2 separate regions of the Homo sapiens genome follow, and region 2 is linked to region 1. A link is a loop called in an ENCODE intact Hi-C map of the cell type or tissue named here. Cell type or tissue: GM12878. All regions are shown on one strand.

Region 1 (2,500 bases):
AAGCAAAAGAAAAATATAAAAAGACCCAACCTAGGTCTCTTATGACAACAATGAGTTCAATTAACCCACTCTGAAGCCTTCTTGTACTTCCTGTTGTGCAACATAATCCACGTCCTTATTGTTAAGTGAGTTTCAGCTGAGATTTCTATTAATGAAACCAACAAGCATCTTAACTGATAAAGTAGTAAAATCGAGTCTAGGGACAATGAGCACTAGAAAGGGAAGAGACTACAGGTTGAGGATCCCTTATCTGAAATGCTTGGAAGTGGAAGTGTTCAGACTTCAAATTTTTTTTTTGCATCCCTAATTGGAAAATCCAAAATTGAAAATGCTCCAATGAGTATTTCCTTTGAGCATCACATTGGTGCTCAAAATGTTGTGAATTTTAGAGCATTTCAGATTTTGGATTTTTGGGTTAGGGATGCTCAATCTATTAAAAAAAAAATCTTACAGTATTACAAATAGAATCTCTCAAAAGTACTTTGTTCTTCATTAGACGGTTCAAATACCAGCCAAGGTTCAGGGGTGTGCTGTAGAGCAAAGGAACTTCAAGACTCTCCCTAAATAATATCTAATTTGGGAAACTCTCAGAAAACTAAAGCATTTCTATTCATTTTTTTTTTAACAGCTGTTAGACACTCAGCACACTTCCAGGCTCTGGGGATACAGTCGTAAAAAAAAGAGAACCCCTGCCCTTGGAGCTTACATTGCAATGGGAAGATAATTAACAAGTAAATAAATATCTTCCCATGGATTTAGTTCTACTGTATAAAAATCATGAAGTACTGAAGCAAGTTCTATCATGACCAATGTTTGACTATTATGATACATCAGGGTAGACATAAACAATAAGACTTGGTAAACTCTGTCACTCAAGTGAAAAAAGTCAAAAAGAAAAAACATAAGGACAAGAAGAAAAAGGCTGAAACACAAAGAAACCAGACCAGAAATTGTAGAAAAGTCAAAGGGAAAGATACAGAAAGACCAAGACTACAATATCATCAGACACATGCACACATACAAAAAACTAAAATAAAATAAAGAAATGGAGATTTAAATAGCATCTGTTTCAATTCTGTCATATTAGAATCAGAGTGACTAGGACAGATGGGATGTTAAACCAATTAACAAGGTCTCGAACCTGAAACTGTCTAACACCTTTTTTAAAAAACCTACTTCAAACCAAAAGAAAAGACCAAAGTTCCCAGCCCACGTCATAGAGTCCCTCTAAACCACAAGTGACTTGCCAAAACCCACCACACTGTAACACACATTCCAGGGTTGAGCTAAATCCAATCTGTCTCATAAGCTGCCCAGGCAGGCAAGAATCACCACATAGAAAAGGATAGAAATTCCTGCACCCTTTTCTATGTCATATATAGTAAAGTAGGCCTTGCAAGGAGAGAGAAAACTTTAAATGAAAGAAAATTTCTAAAGTGAACAACACAAAAATTGAAAATTCGTGAAAAAAATTATCCCAAATTTCTTTCCGTACTATTAAAGTCTCTGACAAGGTACTAACAAACAAGTAAATTAAATGACTTGGGTTCCTTATTTTCTCTCAGAGTAAATTTAAGGAAATGTTAAGTAGCCACTGAATTGTTTAACAACTTCAAGTAAAAAGGTAAAGTAAATAAGTTACCAAGATAAGTCATAAGCACTTGACTAAAGGGCTCACTCTTCTAGCACACAGTTAAATTATTTTAGACAGAACAATACGTAATTGCAATTAAGTGCTTTTCCTACTCTTATAATATACTACATATTAAAATGGTTTCAGAGTTTAGATCACAGGTCCATGGGTAATGCCACTGTGGGGAATCCTGACACTGGGTCTTAATATCAAGAAAATACAGAGGATGTTTAACTCAAAGCCCTTCTAAAACGTACATTTTTAAAGATTTTGGCAGGAAGCTTTAAGATTTCTTTAAGCATAAACATTTATTCAATTTACAAATATTTATTGAGTACCTACTTTATATGAGGCACTATACCAGCACAATTAATGCAATTTGAAAATAAGAATTACTCTTACATGCATGAGGAATAGTCAGTTATTCTTGATCATGGAAGATGGCAAAATATGGCTATGCCTTGTAAGTAAAATGACTACATATCCTTGTTTACACCTTTCGTCCTAGCTCTCTGTCACTGACAAAAGTATTCCAGTTTAATCACTGAATTATATGGTTACCCCACCACAGTGGGTAAGCAGACAGGTGCTATATGGTAGCTAGTTACCATAATGCCAAATATTACCTAGATTTCTTTTTTATGTTGTAGATAAGAATAGGCTACCCTTAGATAAAATGTAAAGACTCAGATGTTATATCAACATGATAAAAGCATTCTGTGGTTGCTGAATAATAACTTTTAAAAGGATTTGTTTTCTTACTTCAAACACCCAGTAGTCAAATATTTCATCATTCTGTGCTACTGGATTAATGGTTTGCAACTAACCCAGGCAGATCTCAACAGCCACGTGACCAAGGAAAGACCC
Region 2 (2,500 bases), 130 kb before region 1:
CCATAAAGTACATACTTTTCCGAAAATTTTCTTTTGTTCCACCTTCGTTGTTATTTTTAGTTTTATAAAGCAATGACAGCAGACAAAAATTAAGGCTAAGATATTATCTATACTTTCCAAAGACAGCAGTAGAGACAGCTGTAATTGTCAAATAATGTTTGTGACATAGACACCTGGTTGGCCATTCAAGCTGAGACCCAGACAAAGTGACACTGTGCTACAGACTTGAGCTAACTTACGAATGTCCAAGCTGAAAACGAAACAGGAACTGTGAACACAACTATACACTTCCTACCATAGTAGGAGATTTTATTTACATAATATATGTATACATTATACATATAAATAGACATATAATTTATCCTTTAAGAATATAATTCTGCCATGTAAGATATATTCCTAATATACCATAAAGTTTAAAAAGCAGTAACAAATACTGTTTTAAAATTATGTAAAGTAGATGTATACATCTATAAAAATGGATGTATACATATATAAAAGTAGATGTATACATATATACAAGTAGATGTATACATATATAAAAATCATATACATAGAAGTATACACACACACACACACACACACACACACACACACACACACACACAATTTCTTCCCAGCTCCACCCCTAACTGTTCTCTATGTCTGGTTTGTTTGGTTTTGGGGTTGTAGGTTGTTTTTGTTTTTTCTTTTTAGGTACACATACCTGGCCCCCTTATCAGATTTACTGAATTAGAATTTGCAGGAATGAAAACAAGGCATATATATATTTATAAAAAGTATTATTATTATTATTATTATATGCTGAAGTGAAGCCAAATTTATGCTAGTATTAGAAATATTTATTTCTGCAGATTAATAGTTAACACTCGTCTGCTGTTAAACTAAGCAAAACTAAATCTGTACTTTCAGATATTCTAAAGGTCAACTTATGGGAAAGTGGTCTCTAGCAAAGACTTACCTAAGGGTTAATCTGAAAATCTGACTAAGCCACAGGCAAAATATACCAACCAAAAAACCTGAATAATGGACCATAAAATATACTCTAAAAGCAAAGGAGTATTAGTGAACAAAACTATTGTTTTTGTTCTCTCAGTGGTTATGGAGGCTGACGTCTGCTGAGGTGAAATCTCACAGGAAACAGTGGTTGAGGCTAATTCTATAACATGTAACAGGTACCATATTTTGGCGCCTGGGATAAAAGGTATTGTTCTAACATGAGTCAAAACATCCTGGGAAAGAAAAAAAAAATCTTATATTTCAAGGGCATTGAAACTAGAAAGCTAAATTCAGATAAAACTTAAATTTCTAACCTGTGTGGGAAAAAACTTAAATTGTTTGGGTCAAATAATGGTGTGAGCAATCACATAAGGAAGAGAGATGACATGTTTTAAAGTGAAATGAAAAAGTAGTGCCTAAGCATTTATGTAATTACCCACCATTTTAACTTCAACAAATTCTCCAAATTCGAGAGCTAACAATTTTAATCAACATTGTAATAATTTCAGTAAAATTCAACTGCCCATCTTTGACTTGGAGATTACTACCTAACGCAGGGCCAGGACAAAGTAGCATTTACCAGAGAGAGAAAATGAGGGAACTGGTAGGGCCTTAGCACACAGTCCACTGGCTATCAAGGCGACTACCCAAATATCCATGAGAAGAAACCTTTCCCACGCGGACCTCAGCTGCACAGTGGTTTAGTGCCTCTTCTCCTACATACACATTACACCTCTTTTCCTTGACTGATGGATAGAATCCCTATCAATTCAGTGAGAGCTCTTTTCTTTATTGGAACAGGAGAAGGGAATGATAAAAACTACCCCCATTAAATACAAGATGTATTTAAAGGAATGTATATTCCTTTATAAAGAATTGTGCTGTTTTCAGAAACATTTGGATGGAAAAGGGAAAAAATGCATCTCAACAGAGGAAATACGTCAATTTAAGAACTTAAATAAGAACATTAAAGAACAGTATTTCAGAGATGAGCAAGGAATGTGCCAGCTGAGAACTTCCATCCCAAGAGGTGGTGATATTCATGGAGTATAACCCTAAAAAGCCAACCTATGACAGAGACAAAAGTGAATCATAAGAAAGACCTGGATTCCCAGATTCTATTCTTTTCAACTGTAATGCCACTGAATATGCTACAGAATAACTGCAACTTACGCTGAATTTTTATATATAACTAACTTAGTGACGGTGCTGCTTTTTTAAAAATGAAAATGTTTGTATAATATGCAAACATTATATTTTTGGTAATATGATGGCTGGAACTCAGCAAATCAGATAGCCTTTGTAACATAATCGTCAGTTTGATTTACTTCGATGCTTTTCTTTTCCCACTGCTAAATCTTGAGGTCATGTCCAAGTGAATGAAATAGTTACTCTACCGAGTCACTATCGAAAAGTGCAGGTGTGGGCTATTCATAGGAGGTACACTCCTGCTTTCCTTTTTCATCTACATAGGAGGGAGTAAAAAGGAGGCTTGAGGGAG

Evidence for each region. Hi-C counts contacts between places; a loop is a spot of excess contacts. Peaks named below come from ENCODE experiments on the same cell type or tissue, not always from the same donor. Only the 100,000 strongest peaks of a DNase experiment are listed, where the experiment ranks them.
Region 2: a loop joins it to region 1, with 10 times the contacts of the local background. A loop is called at or near these places in 1 of 110 quality-filtered maps.

The regions. Positions count from the first base shown.
Region 1 is chr6:20,707,248-20,709,747 of GRCh38, reverse strand. The region is part of intron 5 of CDKAL1 (CDKAL1 threonylcarbamoyladenosine tRNA methylthiotransferase); the gene reads right to left. Among named protein-coding and RNA genes, the nearest start is that of CDKAL1, 170 kb to the right of the region's middle. RefSeq lists an enhancer at 1,003-1,052. In GM12878, no CTCF peak of the experiment used is centred here; a DNase peak (open chromatin) is centred at 1,197; H3K27ac peaks cover 296 bases.
Region 2 is chr6:20,836,046-20,838,545 of GRCh38, reverse strand. The region is part of intron 8 of CDKAL1 (CDKAL1 threonylcarbamoyladenosine tRNA methylthiotransferase); the gene reads right to left. Among named protein-coding and RNA genes, the nearest start is that of CDKAL1, 300 kb to the right of the region's middle. In GM12878, no CTCF peak of the experiment used is centred here; a DNase peak (open chromatin) is centred at 1,105.